Regions from separate parts of the Mus musculus genome. Here all the other regions are linked to region 1. A link is a loop called in an ENCODE intact Hi-C map of the cell type or tissue named here. Cell type or tissue: gastrocnemius. All regions are shown on one strand.

Evidence for each region. Peaks named below come from ENCODE experiments on the same cell type or tissue, not always from the same donor. Only the 100,000 strongest peaks of a DNase experiment are listed, where the experiment ranks them.
Region 2: it touches region 1 in a loop (5-fold over the local background); 15 of 42 quality-filtered maps call a loop at or near these places.
Region 3: a loop joins it to region 1, with 5 times the contacts of the local background. A loop is called at or near these places in 15 of 42 quality-filtered maps.

Annotation. Positions count from the first base shown.
Region 1 is chr14:27,034,154-27,042,153 of GRCm38, reverse strand. Il17rd (interleukin 17 receptor D) reads right to left here and starts at 3,153. Exons shown (of 13, transcript NM_134437.3): 1 at 2,925-3,153. The coding sequence starts at 3,050. In gastrocnemius, a CTCF peak has its summit at 4,446 (motif pointing right); DNase peaks (open chromatin) are centred at 2,736 and 3,169; H3K4me3 peaks cover 2,287 bases; H3K27ac peaks cover 2,400 bases.
Region 2 is chr14:27,180,036-27,188,035 of GRCm38, reverse strand. It overlaps a transcript of Arhgef3 not described here. Among named protein-coding and RNA genes, the nearest start is that of Gm34848, 82 kb to the left of the region's middle. In gastrocnemius, CTCF peaks have their summits at 825 (motif pointing left) and 4,244 (motif pointing right); DNase peaks (open chromatin) are centred at 819, 4,229, 5,163 and 5,818; H3K27ac peaks cover 3,615 bases.
Region 3 is chr14:27,170,135-27,178,134 of GRCm38, reverse strand. It overlaps a transcript of Arhgef3 not described here. Among named protein-coding and RNA genes, the nearest start is that of Gm34848, 92 kb to the left of the region's middle. In gastrocnemius, no CTCF peak of the experiment used is centred here; DNase peaks (open chromatin) are centred at 3,205 and 6,398; H3K4me3 peaks cover 1,955 bases; H3K27ac peaks cover 6,040 bases.

The DNA.
Region 1 (8,000 bases):
ATATGTAGAGAAAGCTGGCCTTGAACTCAGAGATCTACCTCTACAGTCTGAGTGCTGGTACTAAAGGCTACAAGCCACTCCCTTTATTTCTTATCTTCTTACCCTCTAAGCAATGGGGAATGCTCCAGACCCTGGAGGATGCAGGATGCTAGGCTAGGCGAGCACGCTACCGATGGACTACAGTTCTATGATCCCTCCTAGACTTTTCTTTGCTTGCTTCTTTTTTTCCCTTTTTCTTTTTTCAACTCACAGCTATCCTCCTGCCTCAGCCTTTGACCCTTATTTATATATATATATTTATACAGACCCAACATCCATAGGCTGAGTACCAGACCTGGTTAGAGAGGCAGAGATGACTCAAATACCCAAGATTCTGGACACTAGTACCTACTAGAACCCCAAGACAAAGCAACTTCTAGGACATCTTAATTATTGAGGCAGGGACAGGGAGGGCTTCCTGCAAGAAGCCATGCTGGAGTTAAGGCACTAGAAAGATAAAAAGCAAGGAGATGATATTTTCCCACGATTTAAAGGTGGCTGTAGCCAGGACCACTGCTCTCAGGGGCCGCAGCCTATGCTAAGGCCTACTGCAGATTAGACAGCACTCAGAAGCCCAGTGCTGAGATCTCCACTGCTGTCCACTACCCCCTCCAGACTGAACCCAGACTTCATGCACGTTCTACTGCTGAGCTATATCACACACCCCCAACACTCGTTTTACGTTCTTCTCTTTTTGAGACAGTCTCTCTAAGTTGCCCAGGCTAGCCCTGACACTCATTCTTTAGTCTAGGCAGGCCCAAAACTGTTGATCCTGCTGCCCCAGGCACCTGAGTAGCTGGGATTACAGCACTAGCCTCGGCTCTCTTGATTTCTCAAATCATTTAATATAGGATTTTACACAAAGATTACAGAGTTTACATGTCCTCCACCAAGATTTACTGGGCTTCTTGGCTTTGGGGCCACCAAGGAAAGAAAACACATAAAACTGGTGCGCACCAGCGAAAGGGACCTGAGTGTAAAACGCAGGGCACGGCATTCTGGGAGGGTTTCCCTAAAGAGGCATCCCGTGGGCTGGATGTGAAGCCAAGCAGAGAGCTCCCAAGGCAGAAGAGAATCAAGCATACCCTGGCAGTGTGAAAGCAATCAGAAGCTAAGTAACACGGAGGGAGGGAGGGAGGGAGGGAGGGAGGGAGGGAGGGAGGGAGGGAGGGAGGGAGGGAGGGAGGGACAGAAAAGATGGGTGTGAAGGAGGTGGGTAAGCTGGGCCTACTCTCACAGGTGGGTACCAAGCAGGCAATTACAGAAGGAGCCAGGCCGCGGGAAAGTGCCTGGAATCCGGGACAAGGCCCAGAAGCTCCCAGGCTCATCCAGGAAAGGGGACGAGGACTCAAGGAAAGGGCTGTAGACAGTCCCAAGAGGACAAGAATGTCAATAACCCTGATGAACCACATCAAGGGGGGGGGGGGATGTCACATCGAGCGATACATTCCTAACGAACACAAACACCGCTGCGGCTCCTTCAGAGACCACTTAGACCCAGTGTTATAACTTTACAAGTGGCATGTACTCTAGGCTATTACAGGAAGGCAGCAACAGCCGATACCAGTCCAGATCTGAACTCTTCTAAAAACTGATAGGTCAACGTTGAGATTACCGTAAAAGAAATCTGGAATGTGTTAAAACTAACAGTGATGTTTTACTGCAATGGAACACAGTAAGAAATGGTGAGGTTTTACTTAAACGGGAAGAAGTAACGGCGTTCACGAAACGTGAAAGAACCATAGCTGCCTGGCTCATACCTGGTTTTCTGAACCGGGATTCCCTCTAAGAGAGAAGCAAGTGAGCCAAGTATCCCTAAGAGGTGTCGCGTCCTGGGTCTTGTCTGTACTGAGACTGAACAGACTTTTCCATCGAAAAACGTAAGTCACCGTCGGTCTAAGTAAACTGCCCCAGTGTATCCCCTGCGCCCTGGGGAAATCAGTAACAACACGCCCACCCCCACCCCCTCTTCCTTCTTTCTAGGTGAGGAAAACAAGCTCCTGGTTGCTGGAGTGCAAAGCCTGTGTTCTCACAATAGGGTTCAAGGTGTGTGTGGACTGACTCGCAGCACCCTTGTCTCTGTGGGAGGTTCAAAGTCCGCAAACCAGAGGACCGCACTATCTAGACAGCATCAAAAGAACACTCAGCTCTGGGAAGAAGGCTTTCAAGTTCCCAAAGAAAGTCTGGAAGCCACCATGGTCTCAGGTCTGGGACACCTGGCGGAGCAAACTTTCGCTGCCCTTTGACCACAAAAACATCCTCAACTCAAGCTGGGTCGTGGGGGTAGGGAGTAGGGTAGGGGACCATTAGCTAGACGAAAGGCTGTTTCTCAAAAAGTTCGGAATCGGCGATTGGGTAAAAGTTAGGTGACGGCGATGCCTAAAAGAAACAAAGCAACTGCGAGAAAGGGGGGGCATCCTTCCCTAGCACTCCAGACACCCTTCCCTGGCTGCCCTGGGCCCTCGCAGAGCTGTGGACTGGAGGTCCAGGGCACGAACCCCACACCGGCTCCGAAGTGCACCGGTCCTGCGCACTGCCCGGAAGATCCCAATCCCCCGGGCAGAGGGCCGGGAACAAAGGGTGGGGCGCACGGCCCCCGCCTCTCCGCCCAGCCACCCGCCCTCAGGAGTCGGACCCCAGCCAGCGGCCGCGCCTCATTAACAACACAAAGCCAGGGGTCGGCGGCCCCTTTCATCCTGTCCGGGACCTGCAGACGCGCGCCCGGGGATCCAGACGCAGGATGAGCGGCTAGAAAAGCTGAGAACCCCGTTGCTCGCGGATCCGGCGTCCAGCGATCCCCGCGGTCCCCGCTCGCCTGCGCGCGAACACCTGTGCGCGCGGCGCGCCCCCAGGTAACCTGGAACCCGGAGAAGCCTTCGCCTTACCCTCCAGCCACAGGTGTCCGCGCCCCTCGCGCGGCCGGAGCCGCCCGCGGCCACTGCCAGCTGCGAGCCGTTGAGACAGGCGTTGACAGTGAAGAAGAAGGAGCAGAGCTGCAGCCACGGGGCCATGGCCGTACGCTCGCCCAGTTGGGCCGGTCTCCGCTAGGTTGCTGCCTGTAGCTCGCTCTCTAGTCCCGAGTGGGCGGCGGCGGTAGCGGCGGCGGCCGAGGCTGGCAGCCCTCACCGGGCATGCGCTGCCGGGCTTCGCCCCTCCTCTTTCCTCCAGGTTCCGCCCTCAATCTCAGCTTTCCGTCCTGGTTCTGATCCTGTAGCCCGGCCCTTCGGTCTTGGCCCCGCCCCAATGCACAGGAGACTCTGGCTTCCACCGGAGATTGACACAGCAGGAGGTTCAGCACTAAGGGATTTTTTTTTTTTTTTTAATCCAAAGGATTTGTCCAAATGACTTCTCCATGCAAAAACTTGGGGCGAATCAAAGAATATAATAATAGTAATTTTAAAATTAATGATTTAATAAGTACTTGCTTTTCAAATGTCAAGTTCCTTCTTGCACCCTACCAATGAAATGACAAGGAAATGTCATAATAAAGCCTCTAGGGAAATCCTGTCTCTACATTTACTCCTGGGACCCAGGACAAATTATTTGCTTCCTCCAAAGTGCTGTTCCCAGTAAGACGAAATGAAGAACAAGACTCTTCATCCAGGGAGAGTTCTGTTAACATGTAGGAAGCAATCAATAAAGGCTACAACCACGAACTGACTTTCATAAGGTCACATAGCCTTGCTGGATGGACAAATCGACAGTTATGAAAAAAAAGATAAAGATTGAGTCAAGACGGGCGGTGGTGGTGCGCACCTTTAATCCCAGCACTCGGAAGGCAGAGGCAGGTGGATTTCTGAGTTAGAGGCCAGCCTGGTCTACAGAGTGAGTTCCAGGACAGCCAGGGCTACACAGAGAAACCCTGTCTCAAAAAAAAAAAAAAAAAAAAAGAGTTGCCTTGGCCATGGTGTCTCTTCACAGCAATGGAAAACCCTAAGACAGCCACAGTGGGTAGGCACCTGTCCTCATCGTGGGGTCACGAGGTCCACAGAAGACTGCCCTTCCAGATGAGCTTTCTCTGAGTAGATGCAAGAAGCACACTGCTCCTTGCAAGAATCTGCAAGTCAGAGCTTTTCTCCCACGCTCCTTTAAACTCTAGGCATTCAAAGTCCCCTTAGCAAAGGCTGTCCAGGCTCAGAGCTGCCACAGACTGAGATATTGTCAGGATGGATGACCTAGCTTTTGGTGAAAAACTAAGACAACCATGAGGTTATTGGCTCCTTAATCTACATGCACTCCTGCCTTGATGTGTTCCATAACTTACTAATCAATCCAGGCCCAGTGTTTTTGTTATAATCAGTGATTTTAAAATACCCCCACACGTTTATCTCCCTCTCTCTCTAAATTTTATTTTATTGTTTTATGTTTTATGTGAGCATTCTATCTGCATGAACACCTGCAGGCCAGAAGAGGGCATCTGATTCCCATTATAGATGGTTGTGAGCCATAATGTGGTTGTTATGAATTGAACACAGGTTTTAATGACTAGAATCCAAGAATCATTTTTTAAAAAAAGGAAAAACCTCAAACCCTACTAAAGTTCTAAATAAAACTAAACTTAGTAATAGATGTGTGTGTGTGTGATTTTTTTTTTTTTTCAGTACTGGGGATCAAACTAAGGCCCCTCTGTGTGCAGGGCAACCAAACCCCTCTACCCCTGAGCCAAACTCTCGGGCCTCTCTCTCTACCCTTTAAGGTCATATTTATTGCAAGGCTTTTGTTGTTGTTAGTAGACTAGTTTTCTTTGTGGTGGTGGTAAGGACTCAGGACGCTAGGCAAGCTTTCTACCCTGGCCTAAGACTCTTCCCCACCCCAGGCTCTTGGGATGTAGCCCAAGGCCAGCCTGAGCTGTCTTGCCTTCTGCCTCTGCCTCCTGAAAGTGGGGATCACAGGCTTAAGTTTGCGCCAGCAGTCTGTTTTAGGCTTTTGGAAGAAAAATGTAGATTTGTAGGAAGATTAAGGAGCTAGGCAGCCGGCTGGTGAGATGGCTCAGTGGGTAAGAGCACCCAACTGCTCTTTCAAAGGTCAGGAGTTCAAATCCCAGCAACCACATGGTGGCTCACAACCATCCATAAGGAGATCTGACTCCCTCTTCTGGAGTGTCTGAGGGCAGCTACAGTGTACTTACATATAATAAATAAATCTTAAAAAAAAAAAAAAAAAAAAGAAGAAGAAGAAGCTAAGCAGCTGTGGTGCATTCTTTTAATCCCAGCACTCAGGAAGGAGAGACAGGTGGACCTCTGTTAGTTCGAGGCCAGCCTGGTCTACAGAGCAAATTCCAGGACAGCCAAGGCTACACAGAAAAAAACCCTGTTTCAAAAAACAAAAACAAAAAGATTAAGATAGTACAGGGAAGCCGGGCGTGGTGGCGCACGCCTTTAATCCCAGCACTTGGGAGGCAGAGGCAGGCGGATTTCTGAGTTCGAGGCCAGCCTGGTCTACAGAGCGAGTTCCAGGACAGCCAGGACTACACAGAGAAACCCTGTCTCAAAAAAAAAAAAAAAAGATAGTACAGGGAGTCTCCATATTACCTGCTCCTACTTTTCTGTTATTAATATACTACATTAGAACAGTGAATTTTTACCAATAATATATCAGTTCTTATCCACGACTATTAGCTAAAAAGAAAAGGTTGTTCATATTTTCTCCAAGACCTTTTAAAAAAAAAAAAAAAGATTTATTTACTTTATATATGTAAGTACACTGTAGCTGCATTCAGACACACCAGAAGAGGGCATCAGATCCCTTACATATGGCTGTGAGCCACCATGTGGGAATTGCTGGGAATTGAACTCAGGACCTCTGGAAGAGCAATCTATGCTCTTAGTCACTGAGCCATCTCTCCAGCCCTTTCCAGGACCTTTTAAACTTAAAGAAATGTATTTATTTTGTGTGTAGCAGGGCAGGCAACTACACTACACAGTCATGGAGGAGCAAGTCATTTCTCCCCTTTATCAGATGGATCCCAGGAATTGAACTCAGGTATCAGGCTTGACTGCAAGAGAGACATCTCACCCACCCACGACTTTCTCAGTTTCAACTAATACCCTTTTTTGATTCCAACGTTCCATCTAGGATACCTGTATTAGTTACTTTTTATTGCTATAATAATCCACCATGATCAAGGCAGTGTATAGAAGACACAGTTTATTTGGGCTTATGGTTCCAAAGGGTTGGGGTCCATAATTTTGGAGCTAAGGAGCAACACGGGAGGAGAAAGCCAAACCCTCACCTCCTGAGCCTGCAAGTATAGCAGAGAGTATAGACACCCAGTAGCACCAGACTTTAAACTCTCAAAGCCAGTGACAAAAGCCCTCAACAAGGCCACGCCTCCTAAGCCCACCAAAACAAGGACTGGAGACCAAATATTCAAATGCTCGAGACTATGGGGACATCCTCCCTGGAAGACGGCATGCTATTTTGTATGAATGGACTCAGGGCAGATTTTAAAACGCATGATTGCTTTTTTTCTGGAATTTTCTGCCTAGCATATTTACAGATGGTTGTTAGCTGCAGTGTGTGCACTGGGATCTGAACCTGAGTCCTCTGGAAGAAGAACCAGTGCTCTTAGCCTCTGAGATTCCCCTAAGCACCCCTAAGATTAGTTGTTTTTAAGTTATGTGTGTGTGTGTGTGTGTATCGAGGTGGAGAATGTATGTGCCCGTGAATTCAGGTGCCAGTGGAGGTCAGAGGTTTCAGACTTCCCTGGAACTGGGGTTACAGGCCACTGTGAGCTGCCTGTTGCAGGGGCTAAGAATGGTGGTGATGGTGGAGAGTCAAAATAGGGTTTCTCTGTGTAGTCCTGGCTGCCCTGGAACTCACGCTGTAGACCAGGCTGGCCTCCAACTCAGAAATCAGCCTGCCTCTGCCTCCCAAGTGCTGGGATTAAAGGTGTGCACCACCACTGCCCAGCGCAGTATAAAGTCTTAACCAGAAAACCTCCAGCTGCTGTGGTTTTAATTTTTTTATTAATTCATTTAGGATCTGTGTATCCCAGACTGGAACTTGTTATAATATAACCTAGGCTGACCTGGAATTCAATATCCTCCAGCCTCTACCTCTAGGTGCCAGGTGTCCAGCTCTACCCCCAGAGGGCCTCTGTATTCCCAAGTTAAAAAAAAAAAGAGAGAGAGAAATGCTTCCCACCAGGCAGTGGAGCACAGACTGGTAGCTGTGCTCTGACAGTTCTCTTCCTACCCAAGGCTGTGGCCCAGGAAATTCTACATTTCTACCTATAAGCTACATTTTGCTTCATGTGGAGGAGAAAGTAACAGCTTGCAAAAACAGAGCGAGGCAGTGAGCCTAGTTCATATACAAGATAACTCAGGTGCACATCTGATGCGCTAGGGAACAGCTTTGAGAAACCTGAGGAAGTGCCTGCTGCAGGCTGCTTCCTTTCCTCACCAAGCAGCCTGGAGGCCTCAGGTGGGACAGTGGAGCTGCATCCCCCACATCTTGATGGACAGGTGGAGACCTCTGTGGTGTAGTGGAGGCAGGGGTACATACAAGTGCTCACCCCTTCTTTCCTTGCAGGGTTCCACTGGCCTTCGGGGCACATAAATAGATACACTTAAAGTGGAAATCTATAATAAATTCTTCCACCCCTGCTGGCTGCCATTATGTAATGTCTCACAAGGTTTCCCAGGGACCCTCCAGGCAGTCTCATTTACTGCCTCCATTGAGCTTCCAACTTTGTTCACTACTTCCAAACTGCTCTCCATAAAATCTAGCCGTCTGTGTACAGGCCACTCTCCTAGTCTGTACCTGCAAAATTATGCGTGTGTCGTCGTGAGGCCAGTGATGAGAGCAGTATGCAGGGCCAGAGACCGACCGGATTTCTCTTTCTAAAAAGGTAGCAATACTTCAAGTTCATTTCAAATAAAATCCTTCACAAAACAATTTTAAGCTCATAGAAGTAGTACAGAAATCGTTCACAGAGTACCAAAAATAATTTTCATTCA
Region 2 (8,000 bases), 150 kb before region 1:
CTTAAGGGGCTGAAGAGGGAGCAGAAAGGACATAAGAGTCAAAGGACAGGGAGGAGAGCCATGAACTGCTGTCCCCTGGTCATGGTGTAGCTTCTGCTCACACAACTCTGCAGCAGCTATGGTACCCTGCACAAGATAAAGTCCATCCAAAATTCCATCATGGAGGACAGGGTCATGTATAGGGGGTTCTCCCAGGGCTCTGCCCCAGCTGAGGCACATTGGCAGTTCATGATTGCTAGAGGAGGGAGAGCCACTTTTCTTTAGAAGCCTGGCCACTGATAGATTTCCCACACCCCAGTACTCATGTGCTTATAGGTAGTGTTAATCAGACTCAGTGGGTTAAATAAATAAACAAACAAATAAATAAATTTAAAAGGAGGGCATGAATTGGGAGGGAGATGAGATGCAGGTCCCCATGGGAGTTTTTGGAGGATGGATTTGATTAGGATGTACCCCAGGTAATTGATGTTGTGACTCTAGGCAACTTCTGTGAGTACTACTACTACTACTACTACTACTACTACAACACACACACACACACACACACACACACACTCCTGTCTGATTCTTGTGCTCTAAGAAGGAATGTTGGAGAATTCACTCCCTTCAAGACTTGGCTGGGCAGACCTGGGTGTTATGATACTAACACAGTCACTGTAGCTTTAATGGGGTGAGGCCCCTCCTGGAGAACACAAAGTTCCACTGGAAATAGCTAGAAGTGAATCTTTTCTAGGGCTAAGGGTTGGAGAGAACAGGGCTCCTACCTCTACAAGGACAAAGCTAAGAAGTCGCACAGAGTGTGGGTGCACAGTCCCCTCTGGTGGCCGTCATCAGAAATGCAGGGAGGAGCCTCGCCCCTCTATAAGGGCTCAGCAGCCAGTCTAAACAGTATATCCAGACTAAGCCCTTTCAAAAACTGGAATTGAGATCTGGCAAGACAAGTGAGTAAAGACACCTGACCCTGACAACCTGAGTCAGATCCCTAAGACACATAAGGTACAAAGAAAGACGTGACTCTCAAAAGCTGTCCTCTGATACAGACACACACACACACACACACACACACACACACACACAAAACGTGTTCTAAATGTTTAAGTAAACAAAATAAAACAGGAACTGAAAATTAAAAGATTTCATTTCTCAACAGAACTGATAGGAAAAGGTTATATTTGGACTTTCCTTACTTAGGGAGTTTTCTTGCTGCTGCTGCTCTTGTTTTCTGGAGCACTTGAATGTCGTCTACAGATGCCCCCGTGAGTGCTGAAGCACCAGATGTATCGAAGGATGCAGCAAGCTGCCTGAGTTCTCTAAGTGTCCAAAGGCCCAGAGTGTCCCAACACCATCTTAAGAGACTGTCCTCATGGCTACTAAACTCTAAACTTTACAAACCATACCCTAAATACAATCTGCTATTTCCTTCCAGAAAACCCCAGCAGGTCTGGGCCAGGAACAGTGGCTAATGGCAGAGAGGACAAGACAATGTAGGGTCAGACTCAGTAGATCCTGGCTGGCCTGTTCTGGAGTCTTCCAGTATTTGAGTGAACTTGGGCACAGTCTTCAGGCAGCTAAAGAACCAGAGCTGAAGACTGCTGCTGCGTATAAACGGTGTCTTGGGTTATTGTTGGAGAGTCACAGTACAGGGTACAAAGACTGCCCACTGCTGATGTGCACTTCAAATCTCCAAATACAACAGAGCCACGGACTTTGGTGTTTTTATAGATAAGGAAATCAGGGCTGAGAGAGGGCCTGTCCCTTACTAAGGGTCCCTCAGCTCAGTGAATCCCAAGTACATCTTGCTGACTCCACAGCTCTGCTCTGGGATGCTCAGGGCAGAGGGCGGAGGCTGTAAAGAGGGCTATCAAGGGCAAGATGGCCCTGGAGCCCAGCTCACATGACAGAGCAACATGTAGGCAGTGCCAGAAACAACAGTTCCTTTCCTTCCCTGCTCTCTGCCCTAATCACGGAGCTCCCCCTCGCTCTTAAGCCCCACTTCCTGCTTGATAACCCCATTCTGATTGCTGGATTTCCACACGGTGATAGCTGCCCTTCTGCACACAGCCAGTCCTGACCCCAAATCCGCAGATGTGATGGCTGGGTCTGCACTTCCTCATAGAAAGTTTTTCCTGGAATTACACCCTAGCCATTAATACTTAGGGGCTCAGCCTTTTCTCCATTCCCACAGGAAACAGTCACCAGCCCCCAGGTTGTGCCAGGCACTGTACTGGGCACTCAGGATATAAAGCCTCTTAGAAAACTACCCAAAGCTAGAAACTAAAACAGAACTTTAGTCATCTATAGCATGAACCAGCTTACAGGGAAGGGAACCGCAGTTAGCATGTCAACTTCTAGAATCACCTGGGAAGAAGGTCTCAGTGAGAGACTTAGATGAGGCTAGCCTCCCTGTGGGAGATTATCTTGATCGTCTTAAATGAGATGGGAAGACCTGCCCACTGTGGGTGGCACTATTCCCTAGGTGGGGAATTCAAGCTGAGCATAGGCATGTATGCAGTAATTCACTGCCCTCTGTTTGACTGCGGATGGAACATGACCAGTGTGCTCCAAGTATCTACCACCTTAACATCCCTACAATAATGGCCAGAACTTAGAACTGGGAGCCAAATAAACCCTCCCTCCCTCCCTTCCTTTAAGGTGTGGTTGTCAGTGTTATATCATAGCAACAGGAAACAACACTAAGATTAACTTTACTTGATTCATTGTTTGCTTTTGGTTTGTTCCCAGACTCTGCACAGTTAGGCTATCAACTTACAAAGCATAGACACACAGCAAAATAATTTTTCAGGCCTAGCCTCAAAGGTCAGTTTTACTGTCCTAAATGAACTAGCATGGTTTATATCCAAGTTTGTATTTAATATAGTCTTCCCTTTTCTGTAGTATCTTCTGGTATTATATATGTATGTATATTTTTATATATGATACAAACATACATAAATTTGTGTATGTGTGTGTGTGTGTGTATATATATGTCTGTGCGTGTCTGTGTATCTGTGTTCATTCCTTGGTCATCCTTAAAATAAGATTCTCATCCTCACCCTGTTACTTTTTGCTGAGTTAAACAAATTTTTTACCTGGGTTAAATGTATATATTTGGTCAACAGACCAAATAAAATGAATCTTCACATGACACGATTGAAATGTAAAGTACTTCAGGCATGGAGAGAGGCACCCCAGCCTGATACGGCATGTGCAAACATCCTGTGGCAGCGAGTGGGACATGCTGGAGAGAAGGTTGGGTCATGTGAACTTGAACACCTATAACCAGGGTCTTTACAGCAGCTTCTGTGCCAATACCACACCATGATTATAGAGTCAAGTACCCCCATCTGCCCCAGCCACATTCAGCAGCCGTGTCCTACCAAACAGATTCGGCCTCACGGGGTAGGGTAAAGACTGTGGCACTCAGATAATGAGGCTGTAATTCCATGCCAACCAATGACAAGGAAAGGCGTGGTAAGCAGGCAATATAACCAGGATTCTGTCAGGAAAAGAGGAACTCACCGGTTCTGGTATGTGCGTGGTTCTATGATGGACCCTGACCCGAAGAGAGTTAACCAAAAGAGTTACTTACAGTAAACATCCATTGAAACTGTCACTTGTGTATCAAGACTGATGCCTACCTGTTGAAAATTGACATCTATCTATTGACACTGAAATCCATCTATTGAAATTGATGGCTATCAACCATCTTAAAAGCTTTGTTTTTAAGAGTCTAGTTGTAGAAAAACAAGTGTTTCTCTGATTGTTCCAGGAAGGGCAACGAGCTCCAGCAGCCACCTCACCGCTTTCCCTCACGAGGAAGCCTCACTTTCCCCTTATCAGATGTCTCGATTCTCTCAGGACAGGGATGCCACACAGACAGGGAATTTCTCCTCCCTTTACCTTTGGATTTATAATGATGAACAGGATACTACCATCGTCCCCAGCCCAGAACCACAGAGAGGAGACACCCTACAAACGCTGGGGTGAGAGGGGCAATGTCGGCGCTCTGCTTAGCCCTGGGAATGCTGGGGCGTTGCGCATCAGAGCAGTGGCAGATGCTAAAACATACAACCAGAAACCGGCAGAATTCATTGCAACATTCTTTGGATGCACGGCTTCCCCTCTGGGAACGGCCTGGGTGGCCAATACGTGATCAAGCACTGTGGCATCTCTGTGGTACCTTGCATGTAAGAAGATAGCCATGAAGAGTAGTGAATTCAAAGTTGGTATTCAAAAGTCGGTCACCAGGGGGCAGGAGAGAGTAAAATTTCATAGCATGGCTTTTGAATTTGAGACTCTGATGAGAGTTTAGAAGAAGCCAAGATTAAACACAAAGACCTCCAGATAAAAATCTGGTTAAAAACCAACATATCTGAGCCTCCTTTAGTCCAGGCATTGAAGACTCTTTTTTTTTTTTTAATGGAAACGGGTCATGCAGACGGGCTAACATTGATCTTTATCAATCATTAACCGCCTCCCACACCTGCAGAGAAGCAATTCTGCAACTGAGTTACCAGAGGATAGGAAGATGAGGGCTCCAGCTCCTCTCCCATTCACATCATCCCTCCTCGTCCCCAGTTGCAGATCTACAAATATGGAACATCTGCATCATCCGCCTGCAGGGCTCTAGCCTCCACAGAGACCTGCCCTCCCACACTTCTGCATCTGCTTCTCTTCAAACCCCCTCCTCCCCACGGAGCCCCCCTCATAATCTATCAGCTTCTGGTCCTCTGCTTTAGCCACGCCTCTCCCTCACTCTTATACCGTACTGCAACCCTCCACAGTACTGGGATCTGTGTAGGTCTGAAGTTCCTATACTGGAGACTAGTCCCTAGAGTGTGGCGCGCCAGGGTTGGGCCTCAGAGAGGCCATCAGGCCACAAGGCAGCTCCCTTAAGAGACAGATCCGTGCCCTTATGAAACAGACCCCCTGGAGAGCTGCCTTCCTTCCCCAGCATGGAGGGTACAAGGAGTCAGGAAATGGGGGTGCCTCCAGATGGCAGAAGCAGTACCTTTAAAGGAAATAGTCAAGTGGAGTGAGTGGTACACGCCGGCAGCTTCAGCACTTAAGTCTGAGGAAGGAGGACCAGCTAAAGATGGGCAGCCTGGGCTATCATAGAAAGCTAAAGGCAAAAGCGGCAAAAGGCAGTCCCTACAACTTGGGGGAGGGACAGGGCCAGAAGGTCCGCTCTGCAGGGCTCCAGACAGGGTTGGCTCCACACAGCTACCCCAGGCAGGACCACAGGAACTCAGAGTCTGTGAGCTTTAACTCTATCCCCAGATGCCCCTGGCTGATTCAACAGAGAGGCAGCATGAGATGAAAGGAAGGAGGTCACTCCTCCCTTCAGCCCCAGAAGGGAGATCAGAAGATCAGAGGGTTTTATTTGTTCAATGTCCCAGAGTCTCTGAGTTCTAACTTTAAAATTCCATGGCAACACAGGGGCCTATAAAACATCCATGATACCGCCGGGTGTGGTGACACACACCTACCATGTCAGCACTTAGGAAGCTGAGACAGGATGGGTTTGGTTTGGGCCAACCTGAGCTACATGGTGAGACCCAGAGCGAAGGGAGCTGTGCGCAAGCTCTTCTAGCCCTGGCTTGCTCACACTCAGCCTGAGATGGAAGAAAAAGAAGTGAACCTTGGTGTTCTGACGAAAGAGGACGCACAGCATGACTCAGTTTCTGACTGGTCAGTAACGCTGCAAGCCACTGCTGTCTTCTGCAGTTTCCCCAGTCAGCAGAGGCTTTATAAACACAGTCAAAAAAACAACCACCCTTCCTGTGAGCCACATGACAGAAGGGGCCCCTCGGCACACAGTCAAGAGCTCACGCCAGCGGGACTGACCCCGTCTGGCAAGGATGCCTTAGTACTGATACCCGGTACCGTTCAGTATTTATAAACATTAACCCTCACTGAGAGTCACCTCTTCTGACCCCACCAGCCAGGACACAGGCTCCCGTGTGGTCAAGTGCTGCTCTCCTGGCCTTGGAGACCCAGAGGAAGTAAACAAGGCTATGCTCAGGAATCTTGGGGACCACGACCAAGCTGCAGTCAGCAAGCTGTTGGTGTTTTCTTGGTATGGATTTTAGTTCAGACTGTCTCAAGGAACAGGCAGTTAAATGAGCTCCATCGTTCCACACGTAGGAGAAATGACCACTTGGAAACCCACGGGAAGTTATGCCCCCTTGGAATTCAGAGTCCTCTCTGCCTCAGGGGACAGCAGGGTAGAGATCCCACAGCGAACTTCAAGGGCACTTGTTGGGGAAGGCCCCGAACTCTGGTGACAGCAGTCTTAGTTCTTGTCCACTCCTGACTGAAGCGTCATGCTCTCGAGCACAGATCATTCCTGCCCACTTATCAAATCACTGTAAAAAACCACAGCTAAGGAACGCTACATCTGTCCTAGCTTCATTTCCGTTGCTGCTCTAAAACATCCTAATAAAAAGCAATTAGGGGAGGGAGGACCGGTTTATTTTGGCCCACAGTTCCAGGTTACAGTGCACCGCAGCAGGAACTTGTATCAGCAGTTCATATCACAGAGCAGAGGGATGAACGTGTACAAAATGAATGCCTATATGTTTCCTACTCATAGTCTAGCAGCCAAACGCAGGGAATGGAGCCACCCACAGTGGGCTGGGTCATTCCTCCTCAATTATCATAGGCAAGACCATCCCCCCACATACATGCCCATAGGCTAACGTGATCTAGACAATCCCTCAGTGAGACTCTTCCCAGGTGATTGCAGAGTGTGTCAAGAGTTGACAATAAAAACCAGTCCATCCCATTATCTCATTGTGAGCACATACCCCTGTGGTAAGAAGGAAAAAAATGTAAATACTTTCTAATGAGGTTATCCTTCTACTAGTTTAGCTAGAAACACCAGGCCTTTGCTTTCTCTAATGTCTTTGTATACATGTGTGCCCACAAGGTACTAGAATCAAACCAAGGTCTTATGCATATAACGCAAGGGCTCTGTCATCGAGCTATATCCCTAAACCCCAGTTCTTCACCAAAGAGAAAGTAATAGCATGCAATTATTACAACGAAAAGATCACTATCCACAGACATCTTAACCCCTAGTGAACAGACTTCATTTTGCTCCAGGGGCTTGAATCCTGACTTTAATACATTAGTTGTGAGACCTCAGTCAAGGATTTAACCACCCTGAACTTTTTGCTTCCTAGGCCATAAAGTACAACTCACAGCAATGTCTGCATCATACGGTGGCCGTGAGATGATGAGAAAAGTTGTCACGTGTCCCCATCGTCTGGTGTGTGGTAAGTGAACCCAAGATATTACCCACATGGTTACAATGTTATCATCAACTACAAAGCAAGCCCCTCGAGTTTCTTTAGCAATGGCTTCTAGAAGCATTGCATCCAGCACCTCTTTTGTTAAAGAAGACACTGCACACAGCCAGCATACATCAGGTTCCACAAAAGATGGGCCTTTCGAGGAGGTGGTAGCACACACCTTTAATTCCATCCTGCACTTGGAAGGCAGAGGCAGATGGATTTCTGTGAGCTCGAGGCCAACCTGGTCTAACAGATCAACTAGGACAGCCAGGGCTACACAGAAAAACCTAGTCTTGCAAAACAAAACAAAACAAAACAAAACAAAACAAAACAAAACAAAACAAAGCTGGGCCTTCCCTGAGTCTAGGGACAAGCACCCACAGCACGCACTCCTCCCCACTCCTCCCTCAGTACGGCAGTCTGGACTCCTCCCACATGGGCATGAGCAACACAGAAGGCCCCTGCAGGTGAGTCCTATGGACAGAGCCGCAGTGAGTGATATATTTTGAACCATTAGCCATATTGACACACAGGTCTTCACTGCTCTCTAAAGCTTCATGTTTGGATAGGGGAGCTGTTTACCTCCGCATTCTCTCACAATGACAGACTCACGGTTTCTCACTGTCAGAACAGACGCTGTGACAGGAGCCACCCCTGTCCTGGCCTGGGGACCTGAGCCAGGGCTGTAGATGACAGTGCCTG
Region 3 (8,000 bases), 140 kb before region 1:
TTGAGATAAATATATGAGAGTAACAAAAAGACATTTATATTTCCTCAAAAAATGGTCCTGCTTCTGGGCACATGCCCAAATGATGCTTCAGCACTCACAAGGACACTGGCTCAACTACGTTCATGGCAGCTTTATTCATAATAGCCAGACACTAGAAACAACTTACATGACCCTCTATTGGCAAGCGGGTACACAAAATGTGGTTTGTTTACACAATGGAATATTACTCAGCTACTAAAAACAAGGCCGGCATGAATTTCGCAGCCAAATGGATGGAACTAGAAAATATCATCCTGAGTGAGGCAACCCAGACCCAAAAGGATATGCATGGTATGTACTCACTGGTAAGTGGATATTAGCCATAAAGTACAACCATGCTACATTCCACAGAACCAAAGAAGCCAAATAACCAGGAGGACCCAAGGGAGGATGGTTGAATCTTTCTCAGAAGGGGAAACAAAACAGATATCAGAGGTTGGTGGATCTGTGAAGAAGAGGCGCTGGGGAGGGGAGTGGGGACGAGGGAGTGCATCCTATGTAGGGAGGGCAGGGGAGCGAGAAGGAGGAGGTGGGGGGATCTTTAGGATGTACCAGATAGATCTGGGGTGGGGATAAAGCCCCAGAGGGTTTGTGGGGGCCACTCTAGCTAGACTCCTAGTGGTGGAAGATATGGATCCTGAAGAGGCCACTTCCTGTAGCCAGGCAGGACTCCCAGGGGAGAGATAAGGACAGCAACCCATCCACAAAACCTTTGGCCCAAAATGTATCCTGCCTATAAGATGAAAAGGGCAAGGACAGGGCAGAGACTGAAGGACTGTTCAACCAATGACCGCCCTGAATTGAGACCCACCCCATTGGCAAGACACTATTAATGATACTCCGTTATGCTTGCAGACAGGAGCCTAGCATAACTGTACTCTGAGAGGCTTCACCCAGCAGCCAATGGAAAGAGATGCAGAGACTCACACCCAAACATTAGACGGAGCTGGGAGGATTACAGAAGAATTGGGAGGACTGAGGAACCCGAAGAGGACATGGACTCCACAAGAAGACCAACAGAGTTAACTAACCTGAACCCTTGGGGGCTCCCAGAGACTGAATCATCAAAGAGTGAGCACAGGCTGGACCTAGGCATCCCTCCCCCCACATATGTAGCAGATGAATAGCCTGGTCTTCATGAAGGTCCCCCAACAACTGGAGTAGAGTCTGTCCCTGATCCTGTTGCCTGCCTGCCTGCCTGCCTGCCTGCCTATGGATCTCGTGCCCATAAATGGACAGCCTTGTCTGGCCTCAGAGGGAGAAGATGCACATGGTCCTCAAAGAGAAGGGGAAGGTGGACTGGGGGTAGGACTTGCATGGGTACTGGGAGGAGAGGGGAGATATATTGCAATGTAAAGTGAATTAATTAATTTTAAAAACTGGTTCTGATGATACATACGTAGAACTCCCATGTGAGGGACTGTTATAAGAAGGTCATGCAATGGGGCATATTACGGACATCTTGTCTCAACAACCACCCCAAGGTTTTCTTTTTAAAAAATCTAAGAGGAAGCCCAGATCTTTCTAAAACAAAAGACCTCTAAGGCAAAAGCCTAAGCCATGCTGTTAAGAAAGAGAGACTGCTTCTGGTGTGTGTACCTCATCTATAAAACACACCCAGCTTCAGCATTTGGGAAACGGGAGATGGGGACACTAAGGAGTACTCGCGAGTGACAACAAGCACTTGCTGCAGGCCTAACTGTGACTGTAAGAACCCCATGTCAGAGCTACTGATGTCAATCCCATTTGACAGATGAGGAAACTGAGGCATGGGGTGTTAAGTAGCTTGGCCCAGTCTCAGACAGGAAGTAGTGTGGCAGAGTGAGGAGCCAACACAGACAATTTCAGCAGCAGAGATGTCTCTGTTACCTGTCTCTACCCTACTCTGTCAGCAACCCCCAAGGAAGTTCTCTGATTGAATTAACTCCAGTGTTCCAACCATGGGGACACCTGTGCTTGATAGCCTGTCAGCTAACCCCAGTCTGGCAGCCTAGAATGAAGCTGCAAACCAAGTACTTGAAGGAACCAGGGCATCAAGTCTGTTCAGTTCTATTCTCCGACCTGGGGAAGGAAGAGAATCATATTTGCAGGAGACCCAACACAGGGTCTGACTGCTTCCCTGGCATGTCTCTGGGCACATGGGGAAAAGGCTATAGTCTTTGGAACAAAAGTACTTTCAGGTTTGCCAAAAAATGTCATCTATGCAATATGCCTTCTTGACACAACCCATAAGCACATATCAGGAGGGACTGCTGTGTAACACATAGCCTTCAGGCCAATAATTATCTCACCTGTAATTCTACATACCACAAAGTTGATTTCCCCTATAGCTATAGGGTAAGCCATCCAGAGCATCTAATGACAGTTGGTACTTATTGTTGAATGAACACTAAATACATGAGACGTCTTTAAGCAGAATCTGTTACTTTCTCTGTTTGTCTCAGCCACTCAATCCATATTGCAGCCAGCCCAGCCCATACAATAGACTCTAACGTGTTAGAGTAACTCTAACGGTTGGAGTAATGTGAGAGGCAACCGCTGAGGAGCCAAGTTAAGCCGCACCTGCCGTGGGGGAAACTCCCAGCTGTTTGTGTCCAGAACCAAGAAGAGGTTGTCCCCAGAAGCTCTGCCTCAAGACAGAGGTCGCTTGTTCTAAGACAACCCACCCAAAGCCCCTAATGGCCTTCCTGAAAGAATCGCTACACCTCCGACCACCAGACGGGAAACTCATTACGCAGCCTGTACCCTCTGGTCTCCATTGTCACTGGCATCTTCTGAGCCATCAGAAAACCAACTCCCAGGAGCCTGCGCTCTGACAGGCGGTATCCGGGGATAGTCAGATTTCTATCAGCAACAACACCTGGCATTTCTTGTTGGCTCCATCTCAAAACTCCACCCCTAGCCGGCAGCTCTCAGCTTTTAATACCTCCTGAACAATCGGTCTTTAAGAAACCTCATGTATTAGTGACAAGGCGGTTGCCAGGACAATGGTTAGTTCAGTGCCCTGTCTGCCCTCGATAGCTCTCCAAACTCTGGCACCTTCAACACTGCCAAGGGATGAGCCTCCTGAGCCATCTCAGTCTAAGCCAATGAAACAACGTCTCCGTCTCCGAGAGCCCTGAACACCACAGGAATCTCCCCACTGACACTCCCAGGAGTCGCCTTCCTGGCTACCTGCCACCACCCTAGTTACAATCCTTTAAGCTCAAACCCTTGACCCCATATCCCAGTGATTTTATTTATACAAAACTAGATGTCCGGATAGCCATTGCCAAGCACAGAGGGGGGCCTTGGGGAAATCCCTGGAACACTGCTAACATAGTTTCTCAGTGCTGTACTGATTGCAGAGGTGTGTTAAGAGCAAAATCGGGGGTTGGGGATTTAGCTCAGTGGTAAAGTGCTTGCCTAGCAAGCCCAAGGCCCTGGGTTCGGTCCTCAGCTCCGGAAAAAAGAAAAAAAAAAAAAAAAAAAAAAAGAGCAAAATCGGCTGCTGGAGAGATGACTCAGCAGTTAAGACCTGTGCTAGTTGGTGTCTGTGGACTTGACATAAACCTAGCCTATCTGGGAAGATAATTGAGAAAATGCCTTCATAAGTTCACATATTGGTAAGTCTGTGGGGCATTTTCTTAACTGATGATTGATGTGGGAAGCCCAGCTCATTGTGGGTAGTGCCCCACCCCCACCCCAGCAGCCCTGGGGTTTGTAAAAAATCAGGTTGAGCAAGCCATGGCCTCCGCTTCAGTTCCTGCTCTGGCTTCCGTGAGTGATGGACTTTAGGCTGTAAGATGAAACAAACCCATCTGTCCCAGTTGCTTTGGTCCTATTGCTTTATCCCAGCAATAGGAACCCTGGCTAAAACAAAAGCAATGGCTGCTGCTCCTGATGAAGACTGCAATTCAATTCCCAGCAACCCAGATCCAGCAATCAAGATTCTGGCCTCCACAGGCACCTGCATGGATGTGACGCTCTCACAGACAAGCAGGTGTGTGTGTGGACACACACACACACACACACACACACACATACATACATAAAATTCTTTTTTTTTAAAAGGGGTATGAAACCCAATAAGCTATAGTGACTGGCACAATTTTCTGCATGATGTTTATTAGCCATGAAAGTTAACATAGCCAGGTGTGGCGGCACACACCTGCAGTTTTAGCACCTGAGAGGCAAAGCCAGAAAAACTGCCGTGCATCTGAGGCCAACAAGGACTACTTAGGGAGTCTCAAAAAAATCACACACACACACACACACACACACACACACACACCACCACCACCACCACCACCACAACACTAAGTGAATATAAATAATATGCTGACTTGTGTGGCCTTCTAGATTATTTTAGACATTTAAGGGTTGGAGATGGGTGGTCAACAACCAGGGGAATCACACTTTCTTAATAGCCTGAAAAACCAGTTGTTCCTGCCACCATCCACAACACCATACGCACTGCACTGCTGTCAGAAACACTCCCAACAGCCTGGAGGAAAGTCAGCCGCAGCCGCACCTGTCTCTTGCTTAGTCTGAGCTAGTGTGGAAAGTGAAGACTCCTCCATCGGCCAGATAAAAGCAGGTAGCCAGCATGGTGATCGGCCGAGCCTCCTCTGTTTAAAAGTGCCTGGTTGTCCAACAGGGGACACTTGTCTGTAACACACAATGTTATTTTCAAATGCGGCAGCCTGCCCCACCCCTCTTGGCTTAGCTTCTTCTTAGCTGGCCAGGGATGAGTGAGTTCTGGGAACTTCACTATTTATGAGTCACCCTTGTGGGCCCGACAACTGCTCACGGACGACAGTAGGTTTCCTTCAGAAAATTGGCATTGATATATCTGGGGTCCATGATACAGCTTGGAAAAATCAAGCTCTCATTTTTACAAGCAGGCTGGGCAAAGAAGAAAGACCTGGAGGATGAAACGCCACCCCTTCCACCTTGCTAACAAGAAGCACTCATTTCTGAGCCTTTGAGTCATGCAGATGGGCTGGACCACTGGGCTGGACCACCATTAAGCAGAGACAAAGTCATCATCGATCACCCCAGCAACTATCCTGCAATCCTACAACATGAGCCTGGCTGCCTGAACTTTCTTGGCCCAAGGTCAAAGCTAAACTGTCTTTGCCTCAAAGGTATTTTCCTAGCTCTGCTAAGAGCTCCAGAATATTTGAAGCCATAAAGGCTTGCTATGTGGAAAACCACACCAACTGTTCTTTGCTAAGACAGAACAAACTTGCTCAAAACTGCATTTCTGTTTCTCAGTTTGGTGGATGCTGTGCTGGCTGGTTTTGTTTGTCAGCTTAACGAGAAGCTAGCATCATTGGATGGGAGGAGCCTTAGTTGAGAAAATGCCTCTATGAGGTTCAGCTGTAAAGGCATTTTCTCAATTAGTAATCAATGTGGAAAAAAAATTAAAAAAAAAAAAAAAGCCGGGCGTGGTGGTGCATGCCTTTGATCCCAACACTCGGGAGGTAGAGGCAGGCAGATTTCTGAGTTCGAGGCCAGCCTGGTCTACAAAGTGAGTTCCCGGACAGCCAGGGCTATACAGAGAAACCATGTCTTGAAAAAAAAAAAAAAAATCAATGTGGGGAGGGCCCAGATCATGGTGGGTGGTGCTATCCCTGAGCTGGTGGTCCTGGGTTCTATAAGAAAGTAAGATGAGCAAGCCATGGGGAGCAACCAGTTAGCACTCCTCCATGACCTCTGCTTCTGCATCCAGGTTCCTCTCTGCTTGAGTTCCTGTCCTGACTTCCTTTGGTGATGAACAGTGAGGTGAAAGTGTAAGTAGAATAAACTTTTTCCTCCCCAACTTGCTTTTTGGTCATGATGTTTCATCACAGCAATAGAAACCCTAACTATGACAGATGCCCGACTGTCCTCTCTGAATCAGGCAAGGATGGAGGCCATGCTTAAAGTCTCTGGGGATCCTTCCATCTACAGATGCATCAAGCTCCACATTGGGCTGGGTGACCACAACATTTGCATTGAAATGCCTCTCGAAGCTCTATCTAAAGCCCAATAGAAGCATCCTGGGTAGAGACAGAAGAGAAAGACCTGCACTGGGGACCCAGTCATCCACCATGAAATCCAGCTCTGGAACCTGAGACAGGCCATTCTCTCTGAGTCTCACTCTCCATACCCACAAAGCTCCAGGGTGTAGGCACGGCGTCTCCCCTGTCTTGTAAGCTAGCAGCTTTTTCAATTTTAGCTCAAAAATGCTTAAAGGAAACTTTTTCAGTGAGTAGCCAATCTTTCAAAGCCAGGGCAACTGGCCTGAGAATCTGAGGAACAAATCTTGAATTCTGGATTCTCTTGGGAAACCTGCAGCTTTGGCCACAGTGGCTGACATTCCCAGCAGGAGGCCTGAACAGGATGGGAAATACTAGGAACGGAAATGCCTGTCCAGGCAGTTGCTATCCTTGTTCTCAGTTGTCGAGGAACATTTCAGAGGGAGATTCCTGTCCCTACGTCTGGATTTGCTTCCCCCAAAGATAGCGTATGTTTTTCAATTTCCACTTAGCCGGAACACTCATGAACAAACTCCGAAGTGAAAGAATTCACATGGACAGTATTTAAAAACAAAATCCACAAAGTGGAGATCTACTGTGCCTGAGCCTGCACCCCAAGGACTAGACCTTTGGCCTCTGTGGGCTGACTAATTGATCCCCACCCCTCAGCCCAGGCCCTCAGCCCTTCAGCCAAGAACATACGTTTGGGACTCGGCACAGCGCAGCACGGGGCAGCATCCTGAGATCAAGCATCTGTGTTTCATCAGCTGCTGGACAGGCTGCGTACAGGGACAGCCGGGTAATCAAATCGCTGGAGTACAGACAGAAGGAAAAGCAACAGGACAAGAAAGCCACAAACACAGCACACTAGCATGACAGAACCTGGAGCAGGAGAACGGGACCCTTAAAAGATCCACAAGAGCCAAGAGATCAGGAAGAATCTTCCTTCTCAACCCAGCTGACCTCACCAGTGACAACTCTGAGTCCCTCTCTGCTCTAAGCACCATTATTCCCAGTATCTTCTTTCAGAGATGATGAAACCGAGGCACAGCATGGCCCTGAACCTGAGCAAGGCTACACAGCAGCAAGTGACAGAGCCCACACAGATGCTTCCAGTGTGAAGACTTCTGACATCACATTCTCTACCCCCTCATTTCAATGTATGGGTGTCTCCACTGGCTGGGATGTGCAAACCACCATCCACAGCTCCCTACAGTGCTACCGACCACTGTAGGATTTATCTGCATGTGTGCCTTGCAATTGGTCTATGCACGCTAGCATCTACATATATAGTTGCTGTGTAGGGCCACATACCCAAACCCACACATGCTACTCTACGTGCATGGTCTGAAGGATTTCAAAGATTAATGTTGAACATTTACAACCCCTGCCTTACCTGTTGGTTTTAGCTTTCCACAGTCAAGTGTCTGTATCCCAAGAGCTCTGACTCCAAAGAACCACAGTCATCAAGAACAAAGGTCTCCAGGGTATGTGCCAAGATCTCCATAGCAGAGAGAGCTCTCTTGAACAACAGACAGGAGCTGTTTATAGAACAAGCTTTACCCCAATGGAGACATTTGGGTCCCTGCTCATTAGTTTGATTGCTCTTTATTGTTTTGTTTTCTGAGACAGGGTTTCTCTGTATAGCCCTCAATGTCTGAGAACTCAATCTGTAGACCAGGCTGGCCTCAAACTCAGAGATTCACCTGCATCAGCCTCCCAAGTGCTGGGATTAAAAGTATGGGCCACTACCGCCTGGAGTTGATTGATCTTTTGCTTGCTAGATTCATTGATTGGTTGATTTTTTGAGATAAGGTCTCATTCTATCCCTGGCTAACCTAGGACTTACTCTCTAGCCCAGGCTGGCTTCAGACTCACTGTGATTCTCCTAAATCGCCTTCCCATGCATGAACTACTATGCCAGGCTTATCAGCTCGGGAGCATGGGGTATCCCAG